Linked DNA regions of Mus musculus: all the other regions are linked to region 3. The links are chromatin loops, found by intact Hi-C in ENCODE. Cell type or tissue: heart. All regions are shown on one strand.

Evidence for each region. Hi-C counts contacts between places; a loop is a spot of excess contacts. Peaks named below come from ENCODE experiments on the same cell type or tissue, not always from the same donor. Only the 100,000 strongest peaks of a DNase experiment are listed, where the experiment ranks them.
Region 1: a loop joins it to region 3, with 4 times the contacts of the local background. A loop is called at or near these places in 12 of 42 quality-filtered maps.
Region 2: a loop joins it to region 3, with 3 times the contacts of the local background. A loop is called at or near these places in 15 of 42 quality-filtered maps.
Region 4: a loop joins it to region 3, with 2.6 times the contacts of the local background. A loop is called at or near these places in 9 of 42 quality-filtered maps.
Region 5: it touches region 3 in a loop (3-fold over the local background); 10 of 42 quality-filtered maps call a loop at or near these places.

What each region holds. Positions count from the first base shown.
Region 1 is chr6:28,477,881-28,481,880 of GRCm38, reverse strand. It overlaps Snd1 (staphylococcal nuclease and tudor domain containing 1), which reads right to left and starts at 1,533. Exons shown (of 24, transcript NM_019776.2): 1 at 1,239-1,533. The coding sequence starts at 1,316. In heart, a CTCF peak has its summit at 1,813; a DNase peak (open chromatin) is centred at 1,670; H3K4me3 peaks cover 2,790 bases; H3K27ac peaks cover 2,189 bases.
Region 2 is chr6:28,419,393-28,423,392 of GRCm38, reverse strand. It overlaps Gcc1 (golgi coiled coil 1), which reads left to right and starts at 1,669. Exons shown (of 2, transcript NM_028900.4): 1 at 1,669-3,108. The coding sequence starts at 2,077. In heart, a CTCF peak has its summit at 1,505; DNase peaks (open chromatin) are centred at 1,662, 2,352 and 2,832; H3K4me3 peaks cover 2,320 bases; H3K27ac peaks cover 1,799 bases.
Region 3 is chr6:28,259,597-28,263,596 of GRCm38, reverse strand. Zfp800 (zinc finger protein 800) reads left to right here and starts at 1,673. Exons shown (of 6, transcript NM_001081678.2): 1 at 1,673-2,117; 2 at 2,761-2,879. The coding sequence starts at 2,819. In heart, no CTCF peak of the experiment used is centred here; a DNase peak (open chromatin) is centred at 1,606; H3K4me3 peaks cover 2,782 bases; H3K27ac peaks cover 1,996 bases.
Region 4 is chr6:28,408,206-28,412,205 of GRCm38, reverse strand. No RefSeq gene overlaps it. Among named protein-coding and RNA genes, the nearest start is that of Gcc1, 12 kb to the left of the region's middle. In heart, a CTCF peak has its summit at 1,727 (motif pointing right); a DNase peak (open chromatin) is centred at 1,925.
Region 5 is chr6:28,459,067-28,463,066 of GRCm38, reverse strand. No RefSeq gene overlaps it. Among named protein-coding and RNA genes, the nearest start is that of Pax4, 12 kb to the right of the region's middle. In heart, a CTCF peak has its summit at 2,320 (motif pointing right); a DNase peak (open chromatin) is centred at 2,336; H3K27me3 peaks cover 735 bases.

The DNA.
Region 1 (4,000 bases), 220 kb before region 3:
GAAGCCTGATATTTTTAGCTAGGCTGGTGGAACAGCAAAAGCCCAGGGTCCACCAGCGCCACGTGCAGCACAAAGGTTCCAGGCAGTGGAACAGCCACGTCCAGCTTTAATGTGTGCCGTGAAGATGCGAACCGGGGTCCTCAGGACTGAGCAGCAAGCACCTGTATCCACTGAGCCATCTCCCCGGATCCCCCTGCAGAGTATATTAATCCTGAGAAAGACAACAGGGACAGCAAAAACAAAAAAAGTTTCAAAAACTGGCTCTCTGGGGAAACTGTCTTCCACTCTGGAGAGAAAAGTCGTTGGAGTTACAATATGAAAAGCAATCGAAAAGATCACAGCCATCTTAAACAGAAAAATCTGTTAACAAACGAGAAATGTCAGACCTCAAGATGTGGGAGGAAAAAAAGGAGAAACAATATAAGAAATAGAACAGAACTTATGCTACAAAATTAGTGTGGAAGTGGAGGTGATGGAATTCAAAATTCCGAATAAAGAAAGCAAAGGTAAGTGAGCAGGATCTATAATAAGAACCCTACACAGGGAATCAGAACACCTGGACTCTTATTATTGGCTCCACTCCAAACCGCCATGTGCCCTTAAGGCAAGTTAGTTACTCTCTTTAAAAACAGGCTCCTTGTCCTTAAGAAGTGAAGAAATGCTACTTAGTATAAGATCCCTGCCAGGCTAAATTTTTAATTTAAAAATACACGAAAATCAGGAGCTTCCAGGCCTAGAAACTAGACATTGAGATAAAAGGGGGAAAGAGTTGAGAAAACTTTGGGTGAATAAGTGAGTCAGTGGACAGAGACAAGCTTCGTGACAGCCAAGCACTCCCGGGGTTCCAGGAAAAGATGTCCGGATCTAGAGAAACTGCGAACTAATCGGCATATGTCAAAATGGACAGAAAGAGGGGGATGGGAGTAACTATCCGTGAACTATCTCCGTTAATGAACCGGTAATAGACCTGCTTCTGGTAAACAGGTAGGGGCTCCGAAAGCCGCGACCCACGAAAATCACAGCGAGCGAATCATGGACAGGTTGCCCGGGAGGCAAAAGTCAAGATAAGTTCGTTCTCGGGTTCTGCCTGGTGAAGATTCGGAGAGTAGGTGGAGAGTGAGGAAGGGGCAGAGGAAAAGCAAACTGAGACCATGCAGGCTGACGGGAGAGAAGGAAGTCAATGCCTGGCTCCTGCTCCAAAGCAGCAGAGGGGTCCGGGTCCAGGGTCCCGCTCTCACCATCTTGACGATGCCCCGCTGCACGGTGGGGACCGCGGGTCCCCCGGAGGAGCCGCTGCTCTGCGCGGAGGAGGCCATGTGTGGAGCTGGAAAGGCAGCGAGTGGGGCGGCCGGCCGGACTGGAAGTGTCAGGGTGGGTGTCGGCGCTTGCAGCGACAAGGAGCAGGCAGGCGACAGGCTACCGTCGGTGGGCTGGACAGAAGCGCCAGGCGCACACTAGAACACCAGCGGGACTGGGAGCAAAAGAGGAGACGCGATCTCCGCCGCCGCCACACGTTCTACTCGCCGCGCAAGCGTGCCAGAGCGCCACCGCCCTCTAGCCAATTAGCGTCCAGAACCCGCTGGAACTCAAGCCAATAGGCACTCTCTTTATGAAGCTCCGCCCTTTGGTCCCAAAACGGGTGCGGAGCTCCAGGAAGCGCTGAAAGAGCTGATTTGCGGTGACGGGATGGTTTTGAGGCGGGACTTCCGGGGAAGTCTTGAGAAGGTGGTGTCGGGAGGTGTAGTGGGAAGGAAAGGACACGTCAGCATCTGGCAGTGGTGCGCGGGGAGCCATGGGAGCCCCGAAGGCGGGGCGGGCCTCGCCCTCCAGCGGAGGTTCTGCTCCTGCCCCGCCCCTCAAGCGGCAAAGCGCCCACGTGTACGGAGCTGGACACCGGAACTGGACGACAAGGGCCTGGGGCCGTCCCAAAGGAACCTTACTGCTCTCAGAGTTCTGACGTTTCACCTCCGCAAAGCAGAGGAAACTTTTGAAAGTCGCCGCCATTGGGTAACCTGCTGATGTTAGTCTTGACCCGGAATGTGGCCGCGAATCTCCCGGTGGTCCGGAGTATCACTGGGGTTTAGTGCTTGTGAGTTCCGCTCATGTTTGTTGATGGAAGCAATAAGCATCTCTTAGAGGATGACTCGTCCTGCACACTGAGAATAGCCTCGTTTTTCGGCTCCTTCCCTCCTGCTCCAACTGAGGTTAGGAAAAACCTTGGGATTTGCCATCCCAGGGCTGAGCGGGAGACAGTCCTAACTCACTGCTAATCTCAGCTCGAGGTGGATCAGGAAAGCCATATTCAAGTGGATATTCAGGGAGAATTTATGGTCTTGGAGTGCCCCGTTTTAGAGCACAGGTTCTTGTATGTATTATTTAATAATAAAACCTGGACCTACGCTAAAGACACTACTTCCACTATAGCCTGTTTTAAGAAGTTTGAGTAGTCACGCATGTCTCAAATCAGGGTCAAGTTTTGGGGTCAGCATCTTCCTATAGCTCCAAAGCCAAGTCTGTACCACGAATTCACCCTATTCAAAAGAGAAAACGGATCTTTATAGATAGATACACACACACACACACACATATATAAAACAATTTTGAGGGGTTGCCCAGTACACTGGTAGCTCAGCTCTAAGACCTCATCTTTAGTGAATTTGACCTTTGCAACAGTGTAGCCACTCTCTCCAGGATAGTTGAAGCAGTTGAAACTAATTCCAAACATCTCATTTTCTGATCATAGTTACTGTCCTTTCCCCCCTACTCAGCCAGTTAATTCTCTTTTGCTTGTACTAATTTTCTATTTCTACACAACCATTGATCCTACTAGTCAGTCCTAACAACCAAATTACGTGGAGCATGAACATGCACAGTATACACTGCCTGTTAAATACTTTTTCCCTGAAGAATATGTTAGTCCTTAAGACAAGCCTACAAAGTCCATATGATCTGTTTCTTCAAAGGAGAGCATTGATGTTTTGTTTTCTGTCTGTTTATTTTTAAGTGAATAGGAATCTCAAAGGGCTCCAACAGGTAAAGTTGATTGCATTGCAAGGTAGATAACCCGAGTTCAGTCCCTGGGACCCACATGGTGGAGGAAGAAAACCAAGTCCTGCAAGCTATCCTCTGACCTCTCAGGCAAACTGTGACATGTGATGCTTGCATACACACACAGATATATATAACATATACATAAAAAATGTAGTTTGAAAAAAAATCTAGTGAGCAGTGCTAGGTCAGTATCTTAAGGGACAGAGTCAAGATATGAACTCAACTGTCTACCATAAATAATCTTATCTTAGGCCTCTACCTGCTTCTCTGGTAGACAAACCTACCTCATCCTCTGCCAAGTCTATAGAATCCATAACCTAGACAAAGATGTTTAATTCTCTAACAAGCTTCCCATGGGGGGGGGGGGGGGAATGCAGTGGACACTGCTGTGCAAGAGCCTTCTGTGTCCACTGTTCAGCTGTCTCCCATTTCGGTCCTCCAGACCACTAGTCCGCTGTTCTTACCATAAGGCACTTTCTAATCATGCCAGTCCCTCAACATCAGGCCAGACTTCAGCTCCTTAGCAGAGCATACCTGGCCCCGAACTACTTTTCAGCTACTTGTGCTCCTCTTTTGTAGTTTTAGTGTATATTGACTTATAGGGAAAGGCTTGCTCAGTATTGTCTAGATCTTTCTGCAGTGATGCAATGTTCTCTTCCTGCCCTATCCAACATGGGAGGCACCAGCCAGCTGTAGCTAATGAGAACTTGCAGTATTGCACGTGCAATTAAGGAAGGGAGTTTTTAATATTAACTTTAATTAATTTAATACACATGACTGGTAACTATTGTATCACACACTATCAAGCTAGGTGATTAAGTTTTAATCTTGCTGTCTGTTACCAGAACCTTTTTTTTCTTTTGTTAACTTTTTATTGATTCTTTGTGAGTTTCATATCATGCACCCCAGGCCTGCTCATCTCCCTGTCCCCTCATATCCACCCTTTGCC
Region 2 (4,000 bases), 160 kb before region 3:
TGCTTTACTCTTAAGTGGTAAACTTGCATTCCTGAGAAGACTTTGATAGAGTCGAAAAGTACATTTAAAAGATTCTCAAAGTAGCTCATTGTCTTTTGTTTTGAAACACTATGTCCACTATGTAGCCTTGGGTGGTCTGGAACTTGCTATGTAGACCAGCCTAGTCTCGAACTCACGGAGATGTGACGGCTGCCTTGGCATCTTGAGTAGATTTTTATTACAGAAATATTTTCTTAAAACCCGTTGTCACTCTTATTTCATCTCTTTCCCTCCCCGCACCCCTCTCACAGGCTTGGTATCTTCATAATGTCACAGGAATCTTATTTTGTTTCTAGCTCCTCCCCACCCTTTTTTTTTTTTTTTTTTCGAGACAGGGTTTCTCTGTATAGCCCTGGTTGTCCTGGAATTCACTTTGTAGACCCGGCTCGCCTCGAACTCAGAAATCCACCTGCCTCTGCCTCCCAAGTGCTGGGATTAAAGGCGTGCGCCACCACGCCTGGCTCCCTCCCCACTTTTATTTCGTGTTCATGTGTGGAGGTGTAGCTCTCAGAGGACAACCTGTGGGAATATGTTCTCTCTTTCCACCGTGTGGGCCCTGGTGATAGAACTCAGGTCAGATCATTGGGCCTGGGTGGAAAGTGCCTTTACTGCTGAGTCGTCTTACAGTCCCCACAAGAGTCTTGATGGAAAAGAAAAAGGAGACTTGATGGTGTGCTCTTGAGATGAAAATCTTTTCATGTCTTGTCACCTAAGGTAAAATCTAAATGCCTTTAAGTTGGGTCCTTTGTTCCAGCCTCATCAGTAGCCACCCTTCTCCCACACCATAAGCTTCCTGGGCAAGTTAGGCTCACTGATGCCTGACGTCCCTATACACCTTTCCACTTTCCTCCATGCTGGTTTCCCACATCTGCATTGAGCTTGGCAGTCTACTCATCTCTCAAACTTCAAATCATTTCCCCTAAGAGTCTCTGTCCTGGCAGGTGCCTCATCTCCTTTATACCACTTCTGCAATGCCCCGACACACTAGTGTGAAGGCAGGAGCTACCTGTTTGAATCTCTGTGTCCTTGCTGTTAGGAGTTTCTTGGGACAAGGCCATGCTTCTTCAGTAGTGCTATCTGGCATAGCATGTAGTATGTTGAGAGGCAGACTGAGATAGGACTCCTAAACTTCCTAGCTGAGTGACATTGGACATGTTACCCCTCTGTACATTTTACTCTATGTTCCCGTAAGTGTAACTCTTGTGACACAGCCCTGACCCCAGCATATGCTGGTATGCAAGATGGGCCTTATGGCTATATAATGCCCCTTTTACTAATCAGAACTAAGGGAGGGAGCTATTATGCTTTACGTTAACCAGGTACCGGCCTCGTTTTCCTAGTATGAGTCCTAACTGTTGCCCCAAATGTTGGACATTGCCCCAAATAGTTTGATGCGTCTTTCATCTATGTTTTTGGGGCAAATGCAGTGCGACGTCGCCCCCTGTCGCTCACTGGTGGTAGCTTGAGGGCAAAGTTAGGCATCTCCAAACCACTGCTCAGGTGCTTGCTCTAGACTTACCTACGGGTTACTCCCTCTCCAGGCCACCAGCAGACACGGTGCGGAAGCCCCACCCATCTCACGCCCACGGCGGGGCGGGGTCTGTGGCGTTTTGCTGCCGTCACTTCCAGGAGACCCGGAAGCGGTGCTGTTCCAGTTGTTGGGAAATCGTGATGGAACCCGGCTTAGTGTAAACCCTGGGCTTATCGTGGGCGGAGGGAGGCGGGTCTAGGTTGCGGTGGCCACAGGAGCGGCTAGGGCGGGACAGGCTCAGGGCCTGTACTGGAGAGCCTAGGCTGACTGCTCCTGCTAGGTCAGCGTCACTCCGCCTCCAGGTTGGAACTGGCTCCCACCTTCGGCCTGGCTCCTGCAGTGCTTTTGCCTGGCCACCGCGGCCCCTCATCCCGCCCGGACCGCTGGACGGACCGGGTGTATTGCCTGCAGCCAGACGGTTCTCTCTGCTTCACTTTTAGCTGTCCCTGTGGCTCTGCCCAGGGCTGCAAGAACGTTGACGTGGAGCGGTCCACGCCAGAACCCCCATGGAGAAGTTTGGGATGAATTTCGGGGGCGGCCCAAGTAAGAAGGATCTCTTGGAGACCATCGAGACACAGAAAAAGCAGCTTCTCCAGTACCAGGCAAGACTCAAGGATGTGGTGCGTGCCTATAAAAGCCTGCTGAAGGAGAAAGAAGCCCTGGAGGCCAGCATCAAGGTACTGTCGGTATCCCACGAGGCGGATGTAGGCCTCTCAGGTGTGCAGCCTCCAGGTCTCACGTTTCCTGATTCTGTGGATGACCGGTGCTCCACTCACAGTGAGGACAGCACCGGAACTGCCACTAGCTTGGATACCGCAGCCAGTCTTACAAGTGTCAAGGGTGAATTTGGGGTTGAAGATGACAGAGCGGCCCGTGGACCACTTCCCCCAAAGTCTGAAGAGGCCAGTGGGTCAGAGAGTGGCGTTAGTAGTAGCAGTGGGGATGGGCCATCTGCCGGTAGTGAGATGGACAAAAGAGTGCATCAGCTGAAGACTCAGTTGGCCACTTTGACTAGCTCCTTGGCGACAGTCACTCAGGAAAAGTCCCGTATGGAGGCGTCTTACCTGGCGGATAAGAAGAAGATGAAGCAGGACTTAGAGGATGCCAATAAAAAGGCAGAGGAAGAGCGGGGTCGCCTGGAGGGAGACTTGAAGGTGCTGCAAGAGCAGATAGCAGAAACCAAAGCCCGCCTCATTACACAGCAGCACGATCGTGCCCAGGAGCAGAGTGACCATGCCTTGATGCTGCGCGAGCTTCAGAAGCTCTTGCAGGAGGAGAGGACCCAGCGCCAGGACCTGGAACTTCGCTTAGAAGAGACCAGAGAAGCCTTGGCAGGGCGGGCATATGCCGCTGATCAGGTCGAAGGGTTTGAACTGCAGACCAAGCAGCTGACCCGAGAGGTAGAGGAGCTGAAAGGTGAGCTGCAAACCATTCGAGATGAGAAGAACCGACCAGACCCCCGGCTGCAGGAGCTTCAGCAAGAGGCTGCCCGTCTTAAAAGCCATTTCCAGGCCCAATTGCAGCAAGAAATGAGGAAGGTAATTATTCTCATATCCTTCAAATAGTCATTTTAGCTTACATAGGAAATTATTATTTTTCTCTTCTGGTCATTAGATAACTGTAATGCATCCCTATGTGTGTGTGTGTGTGTGTGTGTGTGTGTGTTTGTTTCTCTGTGTGTGTTTTCATGAGGCAGGGTCTTACCATGTAACCCAGTCTGCCCTTGAACTCACAGGGATTTGCCTGCTTTTCCATACCAAGTGCTAGGATTAAGGGCACCCCTCTCCCCACTTAAGGCAGGGTCTTGTTTTAGTCAAGGGATGCCTGGTGAGATAGCGTGAGTTGTTAGTGTGAGTACTGGGACTTTGGTCTGGTTCCACATTCCCAACATGCATAGTGATATTTGATGCCAAGTGAAAAAATTGCATCAGTGAGTCCCGTGAAGTGTGGCTTTGTGTGGTGTCCTTCTAACAGGATGAAGAGTTCCTGAGTATTTCTGGGTTCAAGCCAGATAGCTCTATCTAGGCCTTGGGTGTTGGCATCTTACCAGCTGTGCTGCTTGAGGTGATACAGTGACAGCTGTGTAGGGAAAGCTTGTGTGTATCCTGAGAAGTGTGTGCTTCTAGGTAAGGTGACTGGAGGAAGCAAAGGGGATTTTCCCCAGAAGAAATGCCTTGTGTATACGCTCAGGTGAGGTTTGCCTCAACTGTTTTATAGTGTTCCCTTTCAGTAGAGAGAGGGATCTAGGTTGGGTTTGAATTTACAGGCATGTTGGGAAAGGGAAAGAATGTTACACGGTTTCTTTAAATGATTTGGCTAACAGAAACATACTTTGTATTCAAGCTTAATGAAGAATGGAAAACTATGGTAGAAAGGGCACTTCAGTTAAAAATCCCCAGTTCCCACTTGTTCTGGGTTATTCCAAGCCCT
Region 3 (4,000 bases):
GTTAAAGGTCCATGTTGTATGTCTTCTTCAATTGCTCAATTTACTTTTTGAGACAGGGGCTCTCACTGAGCCTGGACCTAATCCGTTTGGTTGTGCCAGCTGGCTGGCAAGCCTCAGGGATTCTTCTCTCTTGGTCTCCCTAGCACTGGAATTGCAGGTGAACGTTCACCTCCAACGTTTTTGTACCATGTGTTCTGGGATCACACTCAGGTTTTCTTGACCAGACTTAACTGACAATGTCATCTTTCCAACCCCCAAATATGATTTCTATTGGCTGCATAATACCACCACATAGAAGTGGCCATTTATAGCATATTGACCTATAATCTGCATTTGCTTCATGTGGGTAGTGATTCTTGACAATGGAACAGAAAATGAGATCATAATATAATATCCTATGTAGCTGCAGAACATTTATTCTATTCTGCTCCAACCGTACAAGACGTATGCAAGTATTCCATTCAACAGTCCTATAGTAACAACTGCATTTGCTTACAAACTTCCTTTGGAATTTTGAAAATTGATTTTGGTGATTTTTCTCTTCACAAACACAGAGCCTAGTGTGGTGTCAGCCTGTAACCCCAGCTTTGAAAAAGAAAGTGCATAGTGGCAGGAGGAGAATCCTGATTTCAGGGTCATCCTGGGCTACTCAGCTAGTTCCAGGCAAGCCTGAGCTACACAGCAAGACCATCTCAAAACAACAAAAAACAAAAAACCCAAAATACAAACACATAGTGCCTTCCTTCCTAAACTTTTCTTTTTTCAGAAGCTCCAAAACTGGAACTTGAAAACTGGAAGTTAGTTAATTGTGGTTTTCATTCATCCTGAGAAGATAAAAAAGGTCAAATGGGAGCTCTCACAAAACCCTGACCAATAGCTGACACCTATTCGAGTGAAGTTAGCAAGGGCAAGAATTCCATCTCAGAGTTGGGAAGAAGGTGGCGGCAGCAGCTACTGGATATGAAAAGCAGCTCAAGGTTTGTAGATTTGACAGAAGATGGCCATCTTCGATCTGATCTTCGGGGATTTTCCAAGCAGGATGCTGGTGCCCAAGAGGGAAAGTGCGTGTTAGCCATGTGACCCAACTTCACTTCCAGGTTTGCACCCTCAGAACGTTGCCAATCGCGTTCTTTCCCAGAGCCCGACTTAGACTCTCCTGTCCCAAGTTCCAGGAGGTACACTTGGACAACAGCTGGCGAGCCAGCACCTGACAGCTCTCCCGATCCAGTCCACTTCGGGCTCCCAGTCCCTCCTTTTCTCCTCCGCTTCCCCAACTCTGCCTGGGTCGGATCCGCCGAAGCGCAGCAGCGCGAGCAACAGTTTGGTGCCCGAGCGAGCGGCGCGTGCCCGGGGAGGGGAAGACGCGCCCGCGGTTCTGGTTCTCACACCTCCGGGCGCACGCAGCCTCCGGCCGTCGCTCCGCAGCCGCCGGCGGGAGGACGCACGGGCGCGCGCCGGCGAGGCCCGCCAGCTACCCGGCCGCCCTCGGCGCCCGCCAACCCCGCAGTCTACCCTCCTCCGCCCGAGGCCGGCCCCGCGCGTCGCCTCCCCACCGGGGCTGCCCGCCCAGCGCATGCGCGCCGCGCTGCCGGGCGTGCCGGCCACACTCCCCCCACCCACTCCGTGAGCTTGTCACTTCCTGCCCTCGCCCCATCTCCGTCCGGGGTCAGTCAGTCGCTCCCTGTCGCAGCCGGAGACTTCTCTGCTTCCCCCTTCCTACCCTCTCTGCACGGCGGTCGCTCGGGCTGTCCGGGGAAGGGGCGGCCACGAGAGAACGGGACTGACTTCCATAAAGTTTCCCGAAGCATCTGCTACCCGCAAGGCCCCAGGTGGGGGACCCGCGCGGCTCCCCGCCCCTCTCCAAAGCCCGGGGGACCGTTGCAGGTGGAGCGGCGCGGCGCTGAGGGGAGCCGGGCTCGGCGCGGCCGTTGCCCTGGCGAGGGGCGCCTCAGTCCTGCCTGCTCCGGTTCCAGCTCCTTCGGCTGCTGCGCCCGGCGGTTCGTCCTGTCAACTGCCTGCGCCCGCGCGCCGCCAGCTCGCCGGCCCGGAGCGCGGAGGGCTGCCGTGAGCCGCCGCCACCGCCACAGCCGCCACCGCAGCCGCGGCCCGAGGACGTGGTGAGCTGTGGCGCTTCCGCGTCGGCGCCGCCGGGGACTCTTTGGGAGCGCGCCGGGGCCGAAGCCCGCTCGGCTTCACGCGCTGCGCCGGGGCTGCGCCAGGTGGGGCCCTCGGCCGCGTCGTGCGCCCGGCTGGTGCCGCGGCCCGCCCGCCCGCTGGCCGGCCGGCCGCTCCGGGAGTTGAGTAAGTTGGGCGCACTTGGCGGCGCGGACCGGACCCGACCTGCGCCGGGGAGACCCCCCGACGCACGTGCGTGGCCGGAGGGCGCGCGAGCCGCTCCTCAGCCGCGCAGGGGCCCCGTCGCGTCCCGCGTCCCGCGCCCGGCTCTCCGCGCGCCCGCCCGCTCGCTCGCTCGCTCGTCCGCCCAGCACGGCGAGGCCGCAGCCGCCTGCGCAGCCCGCCAGGCCTTCGCCGTGCGCTGCGCTGCCCTGCGCGCCGGACGCTGCGTTTCCGGGTAGGGCGGTGAACCTGTGCGGGGACGTGGGGCCGGAGGCCGGGCGAGCGGCGGTTTCTTTTCCGAGCGGAAGGTGCGGGCCCGGGGTGAGGGCAGAGAGCGCATGGTGGGATGGTCTGTGGAAATTGCAGCCACAGCCTCCATAGAAGTTCAGGGATAGTGATGGGTTTGTGCTTCTCTGTCCACAGCCAAGCCGCAATGAAGAGCTTCTCACAGTGAAAGGAAAATAGGTCGCACCCGTTAAAAATGCCTTTGAGGGACAAATACTGTCAAACGGACCACCATCATCACGGATGCTGCGAACCAGGTAAGTCCGTTTTTTTCTCCCCAGTGTCTTTGCTCTCCTTCACCAGAGCTACTCGGCTTTCTGCGTTGTCTCTAAGAAGTCTTTCCTAAGTAACTCGGTTTCTCCTGCGTAAAACTACTCGCGTAATGCCAAAAGCCTGTACAAACTGGAGATCTCCATTGCTTGAGCCCCCAGAGAAAGTGCCACAAGTGTCACCGTCAATCATTTCCACAAGGTCGGGCAGCTCCTTTCCCTTCTTTTTCAAGGCAGCTTCGTTATTGGTTCACTCCATGCTCTGAATGTTTAAAATGGAAGAAGAAGGTAAAGATGAGATAGGTGATTACTACCATTCAGCTTCTTGAAAATTTCTTATTGTTAAAATAACTTTCCCTTGAAGTGTTTTAATCCATAGTATAAAGTTTACCACTCCCACAAACAAACAAACAAACAAAGCCAAAAGTTTAATTTGGGTCAAGAAGGTTGATTGAACCTGTAGGGACAAGTGGACTTTTTGAATTTAAAAAACATCTTAAATGTTTCGGATAGAATTTATTGTATTGTATTGCTTAGAATATATAGAGTATTTAAGGTATTTTATTATGTTGAGCAGATTCTGTTTAATTTATGATATTAAAACTTTTTTGAGTCTCATAAAGAATTTATTAGTGAGTTTTAATTTAACAGGCATTGTAAACTGTTGAGGGCCTTATCTTAAAAGGACTCACAGTGTCAACTACGAATAAAGGTCTTTCTATTCTAATTCAAAGACATGCGTTTATCAGTTTTTACTTTTAAGTTACCAGGGTTGGTAACTTCCCCCGCCTACTTTGGATTGCTTTTAATTGAAATATTTTAATTATGCTCATGTATTTAGATTTTTTTAGCAGAGTATTTGAAGCTACTTTTTTTGAGTAAGAGAAACGTGGTAACAGTAAAGGGGACACACTCCTTTGCGTTACAGGACATTACCACTGGACTTCAGCCTGTGTCTGTTGTGTTTGCTTGGATCAGTTCTAACCTAGTAAAACAGGTACCTCTAGGAGGGGACCTCATTTTCATTCATCTTCTGACCCATCTAACTTAAGCACCCTTTATACCTTACCTTTTATATATTTGAAGTGAAGATGTATTTCTTGGTTTTT
Region 4 (4,000 bases), 150 kb before region 3:
GTTATAGGTTTCCTGTATCATTCTCATGCCTACTTAGTTGTGGTTGATTGCCTACCTTCTGTCCCTGTTACCCCCATCCCCACTGTACCCTTCTGCCCCTAGTTTTCCCCCCTCTCATTTTTATATTGCAGGATTCTATTACCCACTCTGTATGCCCAGCTTTAGGCCTCCCCCATCCCATGGACCTACTCTTTTCTAGTATTCTGACCCCTTCACTTAATTACACATAAATACACTTATATTACAATTAGAAGCTAGAAGATTGGTTGTAATTGGGTCTCATGGTAGATCTCTCTCTCTTTTTTTCCTTTGTTAATTTACTTATTCACTTTATATCCAGATCACATACCCACTTCCCTCATCTCCTCCCAGTCCCACTCTTACAAATCCTTTTCCCTATTACCTTTCCTACCCCATGCACCCTTCTCAGAGAAGGGGAAATCCTCCTTGGGTGCCACCCTGCCCTGGGACTTCAAGTCTCAGCAAGACTAAGCTCATCCTCTCCCACTGAGGCCTGATCAGGCCGTCCAGCTAGGGAAAGAGGAGCTAACAGAGTAGAGATAGCATCCAGCCTCACTGCTGAGCCCCAATTGTTAGGGCGTGCACAAGAAGACCAAGCTGCACTTCTGCTACAAATGCTTAGGTGCTTAGGTGTAGCTAGCCAATGCATGCTCTTTGGTTGGTAGTTCAGTTTCTGAGCCCCCATGGGCCCAGGTTAGTTGACTCTTTAGGGCTTTTGTGTGGTGTTCTTGACCCCTCTGGCTCGTTCAATATCCTCACACTGTTCCACAAGATGCCCCTCCCCCAAACCCCAGCATTACCTAATGTTTGGCTGTGGGTTTCTGCATCTGTTTCCATTCACTACTGGATGAAGCCTCTCAGGAAACAGTTATGCTAGGCTCCTGTCTGCAAGCATAGCAGAGTATCATTAGTAGTGTCAGGGCTTGACTCTCTCCCATAGGCTGGGTCTCAAATTGGGGCAGTCATTGGTTGGCCATCCCTCAATCTTCATCTTTATCCATGCATATCTTGTAGGCAGGGCAAATTTTGGGTTGAAGGTTTTGTGGGTGGGTTGATGTCTCCCCTCTCCACTGGAAGTCTTGCCTGGCTACAGGAGGTGGCCACTTGAGTCTCCACATCCCCAGCTACTAGGAGTCTCAGCTAGGGTCACTCCCATAGACTCCTGGGAGCTTCCCCCATCTAGGTCCCCAGCTAGTCCCAGAGATGCCCCCCACTGATTTCTATTCTCACTCCCAGCCCTACCCCCAACTCCCCAGTTTCAATGTTTTGGGAGACTACACAGTGGTTTCTACAGTGGTTGCATGAGTGACTAAGGGTTTCTTTTTCCCCACATTTTCAGCATTTTTGCCACTTTATCCTTGATGACTGCCATTCTGACTGGCATGAGATGTAAGCGCAGACCTCAGTGTTTGCATCGCACTAATGGATAAGGATGTTGCACACTTTAAAAAATACCTATTGCCTGTCTGTGTTCTTTTGAGAAATGCCACCGGCCCACTTATTGGTTGGCAGTGTTTGGGGGTGGGAAGATTTGGATTTGATGCATACCCGTGGCTTGCCTTAAAGTCACAGCAGTCCTGTTTCACTTCTTGTGTCCTGGGATTGGAGGTGTGTGCCTTTGCACATGGCTCTTTTTTTTTTTTTTTCTTTTAAGATTTATTTATTTATTATATGTAAGTACACTGTGGCTATCTTCAGATACCCCAGAAGAGGGCATCAGATCTCATTACGAATGGTTGTGAGCTACCATGTGGTTGCTGGGATTTGAACTCCGGACCTTCAGAAGAGCAGTCAGGTGCTCTTAACCACTGAGCCATCTCTCTTGCCCCCACATGGGTCTTGTTTATTTTTAACATGCTTCTGTCTTGGCTGCTCACATTTCCGTTGCTGTGATAAAGTTCTCCGACAACAGCAACTTAAGAGAGAAAGGAAGTCTTTTGGGTCACACACGGTTCCATGTTACAATCCATCATGGCAGGAAGTCCCGCCCAGGCCGGAAGTTTCTGGGCGGGAATGAATGAGTCAGTGGATCCCACTGCACTTCTGTCAGGAAGCAGAGCACCGCTGCTGCTCAGACGGCTTTCTCATTTTTCTGCATTCTCAGACATCAGCCCAGGGAAAGGTACTACCCACATTTAGGGTGGCTCTTCCTACCTCAGTAACCTAGTCAATACAATCTCTCATGGGCATGCCCAGACCTGATCTAATTAAAGTTATCTCCCATATGCATGGCTGGATGCTTGTTTCTTTGGTAATTCTAGATTTTGTCAAACTGACAATATTAACCATCATAGCTACTCAGCAAATCTCTCCAGGTCACATTTCACAGCTCATTTGTCTTTATGCTCTCAACTTTTTTTTTTTTTTCCTAGCCTAGTATATAGTGTTTGATAAATAGCCAAATGGATGAAAAGAGACCAGAAATAGTAATCTTGTATCTTCAGAGTAAAAGATTTTTATTTTTCTGGTCTTTCTCTCCATCCCTCCTGGGGCTGCTTTCTCAGGCACATTAATGAATGTGCTTTGATTCCTTGGGTCTCTAAGAATGTGACTAGAATTGGCCTCAGGTATAGTAGTCTTTCGTTGTTAGAGGAGTTAGGGAATTAGACCTGGCTCTCTTCTCTAGCAGGAAGACCTCCACCCCCACCCCCACCCCCAGAAGAGGAAAATAAGCTTTCGCAATTGTTAAGGTTCAAGAGCAAACCCAAATTTAGGGCTCCAGGTCTTACCCCAATGAGCAATATGCTTCTCATTAGGACAATGTCCTTGCACGTGGAGGCTTGGAGGTTGAATAGGAGAAAAGGCACCTCTAGTTTTTGATCTTAAGGAACTTAAAAAAAAATAGCACTCTATGTTTAGAGAAAAGTTCTTAGCAGAACTTTGTCTTCTTTCTGATGCTTAGGCTTAGTCATAAACAACAAAAAAGTGGATTTTAAAATGAATTGAGCACTCATGGTCTAGGAAGAATAAAAGCCAAGATCTTCTTGCCTGATAGGTAATAGCAGGGAATGGTACAATCCTTTGATTGTGAACTGCCTGCCATCCCCTCTGGTACCTTAGTAAATCCTCATGGGTGCTGTTGGCAAGTGAGTCCTCGGCATGGAAGGGAACAGGGCTTCCAGCAGTTAGTGGACCATCTTTTGAAGATATGTTGTTGTCTTCCCCCTGCATCACTTTTGTTGGAGGCTCTATCCCATTCATGACTCAGGTCATATCTGGATGTGTACAAGTCAGAGTCGAAATTCTGTTATCCCCACAGTTGCAGCGACCAACTTTGCCAAGGGGTGGAGGGAATCATCTGGGTCACCAACCAGAGTGGATTCTCTACCCTGATATGAGTCATACTGCCCGTGTACTTCTTTTTCCCTTCTTTTATTTTTTAAAGATTTATTTGTTTTATTTTATGTATAAGAGTACTCTGTAGCTGTACAGATGGTTGTGAGCCTTCATGTGGTTGTTGGGAATTGAATTTTAGGATCTCTGCTTGCTCCTGTTGGCCCTGCTCACTCAGTCCCTGCTCTCTCCAGCCCAAAGATTTATTTATTATTATACATAAGTACACTGTAGCTGTCTTCAGATGAGCCAGAAGAGGGCGTCAGATCTCATTACCGGTGGTCGTGAGCTACCACGTGGTTGCTGGGATTTGAACTCAAGACCTTCAGAAGAGCCGTCAGTGCCTCTTACCCACTGAGCCATCTTGCCAGCCCTCTTTCTTCCTTCTTATTCCAGATTCAGGTTCTATACAGGAAGAAGCAGATGAGCAATGATCATATGAGCGTGAGGAGACAGGGACGGGCAGAGACCTAAGGATGAACCCGGCTGTGAGCAATGAACAATATTTATCATGTGGCTTAGGATGTGGGAAGTACATCTCACAGAGGGAAAAGGCAGGGTCTCAAGACCTGGACTATTCAAACCCACTTTGATTTGTGAGAGATGGTTGAAGAAAGTCCAGGATGTTAGATCTGAAGGAAATATT
Region 5 (4,000 bases), 200 kb before region 3:
CTAGGTACCCAGGCAGGACCCCATACCTCTGGTTCTTGTTCCATGCTGACTCGTGCATTCTGAAATACAGCAGGTAACATGAGGACTGTGACAGTCAGGCAAACACTGGCCAGCTTCTGGTCTCTTCCTTGCCCTGGCCCTTAGAACTGTCAGGGAAGACAAGATGAACTTAAGATGAGATCTCCATAACCATCGAAGGACATCATGGTCATAATGGTCATGACATAATGGTCAGTTAAGAGTAAGGTGGACCACACAAAATGAACTTTGTAGTGAGGATGGAAGTAGATGATGTGTTGGTGGAAGGCAGGGGGTGTATTGCATTGCCGTGTGCTTGCTCACAGCCCTGTCCAGGAAGGAGCACAGAGCTTCACTTTGGGTACCAGGCAGAGCAGTAGGGAACAGAAGATGCTCTGTTCTAGAGGTATGGCTAGGAAGGGCGTGGCTGTCCCTCTGTAGCCCTCAGTGTTAAGGAGTAGCTATAGAAAAGGTGCCGATCAGGATAATGGAATCACTCCTGCAATAAGTTAAATTTTGTCTTTCCAAAGAGCATAGACTGAAGTTTTCAACCCAAGTACTTCATAATATTTTATTCGTTTTTCTTTTTTTGTCTCCTATTGTTAAAACTTTCAAAAATATTTTAAATTTATAATTATTGTGTGTATGGTGTGTGTGCGCACACACGAGCACTTGCATATAGACATGCTATGGCACATAGGTGGGGAGCATGTGGGGGTCAGAGGGCAACTTTATGAAATCTGTTCTCTCTCTCTCTCTCCGTCTCCGTCTCCGTCTCCGTCTCCGTCTCCGTCTCCGTCTCCGTCTCTCTTTCTCTTACCTTTACATGGCTTCCAGCCATCAGACTTGCCCAGCACATGCTTTATATGCTGAAACCATCTCACCGGCCCACCCTACTTTTTTTTTTTTCTTTTAATTTTACGAATGAAGTCTCAACAACATGACTGCTCTGCAAGACCTGAACAAGGATGGTACCCCCACCCCTGCGTTTTTAAGACTTCAACTTAAAGATCTCCCAAAAGATAAGGACGGGTTGGGAGAGAGCCTAGAAACTGGGCAGGTTTACTTGGGCATCTCAAGTTCTCGACTTTGTCCGTGCCTCTTTTACCTTTTTGAGTAGATCCAAGTTTAGGGAAGCTTCTCGCCAGTTCAGAAATCCTTCCTTGTAGGGAGAGCCACCCATCACCATTGCCGATGGAAACACTTGGCATTTCTGTGAACCGAGTGGTTGATGGATTCCTCTTGCCAGTCTTCTCCCTTGTCCTGGAGATATGTGAGCCGTCACCTCTACAGGATTCTCCCTCCTTCTCAGGCCGACATCTCTGGGCTTGATTCCATCTCTCGTCTTCCTAGAGTGGCATCTTCATTACTTCCCAAGGCTCACGCACTGGACTACCCCTTTATCTCCAAAGCTCACCAAAAGTTTCAAAAGAGCCTTCGTTGTTTATTGTGACTGGGTGATGAAGAGAAGGGAAGAAGAAATGTGTAAGAATTTCACTCTAAAAACTATCACGGTCGACTGGGGGTGTGGATCTGGATTTGATTCGCAATAAACATCGATGCCACCATTTATGTGTTGGACCTAAAGTTGGCAAGTTCCCCGACAGAAACTAGAATAGATGCTATTAACAGTTGAAAGTGGTGACAGTTATTGCTTAAAGGACACAAGTTTTCCTTTGGGGTAATAAAAACATTGTAGCAATAAAGACTGATGGTGTTCATATAGCATCGTGACTGCACTTATTGTCACTCACTTATAGCCTTAAAAAGACTAAACTGGTTGATTTGATGTGATTGCCATAATTAAAAATAAAAGAAGATTCCAGAGGTAGAATCCACATTCTTTACTACTCATCCAACATAATTATTCCTCTCTCTGGGTTACTAAGATTAGCTTCTTGGGGCAATTATAACTAGATAATTTAATTCATCTTTTCAGTGCTTGCTATGAGATACGTTCCTGTTTTCTCAAGAGATAAATCTATTCTCAGGCTCAGCTTCCTCTAACAAGGCTTGTAACCCAAAGGAGTCTAAACTGCTGGAGTCCACAGTGTCTTTTCATTTCCTTCCCTAGAGAAAGTCAGATGTGCGGCAAGGGATGGAGTCTTTGGGGAAAACATGTCTCAGAGCTCTGTTTGTTGTTATGTCTCTCATGCGATTCCTTTGTCACCTCCATTTGGGTGTCATCTGTCTTTCTTAACATCACTCTTGCTGTCAGGGGTGGGGATAGGGGCCGTGTGGGAAGTGTGCAAAGGAAGGGAATGAGGTTGCAGATGCTACAAATGTAGGAAGACTGCAGGGGGCGCCCAGGAGCTGACCCAATGCGGGAGCCAGTACCTGCCAAGCTGCTCCTGAGGCAACTGACTGAACCAGGCTGAGGTCAAGCAGCTTTGTCTCCAAATACTGTTCAGCCACAACACTTCCAACTACACAGTCAGTTGTGAGAACACATTCAAGCACATATATAAAACCAAGAGAGAAAACGCAAAAGGCTGGGATGCTGGAAAGAAACAAGCTCATTAGCCGGAGAAAGGGTGGCCATGAAAGGTCCAAATGCTGGAGAGAGGAAATGAAACAACAACCAGAGATTAGAAAGCAGCTTCCTCCAGCACTGGACTCAGGTGTCTTGCAGGGAAAAGAAGAGAAATGTGGAACGATGTAAAACTTAGTGCTTAAAATGTTGACTTCCGGGGAGGAGAGTGAAGAGCAAAGACCTAATTTGATGTAGAATCAAGAACATGTGAGGACGGCTAAAGCGGTGAGCGAGGATTAGAACTCAGGGATGCCATCTGGGCCGGGAATGAAATCCATGGCAATGGGGCATTCAAATCTGATTATTGTGTTTAATGGTGCCAAGCCAAAGAGAGTAATAAGACTTTATTTATAATTACCTATCTTTACATAGCTCGCTCTCTAGGTAGGGTAGAGCCACTGTCAGGCTGAGCAGGTGTTGTTTTGGGGATCTTTGTGGACACAGTGAAGATGAAGAGCCCCAGATTTCTGGAACAGAGGTAGGCTCCTTAACAGGAGGGAGGGTGTTTTCTTTCTCATCTCCACTGGGTCAGGCTAAGCAGTGAAGGCTATCCATGCTAGAGTGCTCCAGACAGCAGGTTTTTGACTTATGTTCAGGCATGACTAAAGAGAACTAATAGAATCCACTATCACTGTAACCTAAGCCAAAAGTCCACAATCTTTAGAGAGCATACAGACAAAAAACCATTGGATCATCAATAAATTGTGTTCCTCACCTCCTTCCTTTTCATAAATTAAAGTGTAGGGCTGAGGAGACAGTTAGCCCTAAGAAGAAAACATGAGGATCTGAGTTTAGATCCTCTGAGCCCACATAAACCTGCACGGCAGGATGTACCTGAAGCCATAGCGCTCCTACAGCAGAGTGGGAGGAAAGGCAGGAGAATGGCTGGAAGCTCTCAAGCCAGTTACCCTAGCACACACAGTGAGTGCAAACAGAGACCCTGTTTCACACAAAGTGGAAGGCTGGGACTGATACCCAAGCTTGTCCTCTGACCTCCACACTTACTTACATTGTGGCATGTGTGTGTCTGCACTTAAACCCACATACCTATCATACACACACACACACACACACACACTGCAATTTTTTTGTAATTTCAAAAGCAGAAAGTTACCCAACTATTTGCCAAGCAAGGTAACTCTAGGTCAACAAAGGGATTTCATAAGATAGATGAGTAAATCCAGAGGTCACAAGGGCCACCTGCAGAAGCAGAGAGCCAGAAACTACAGGACTACAGAGTTAGGGCAGGGAGTGGGGGAGTGGCCTGGGCATCTCTAAGGCTAGATTGTAACTACTGAATCAGCCAATACAGAACAATGTTAAACTATTGGTGCATAATGATAATAACAGTAGCAGGCACACAGAATGTTCTTACATGCCTTAGCGTGCCTTAGCTTATGTAACACAGCTGTCCCAACCAGGCAGACAGATTATCTTTTTTTTTAAATG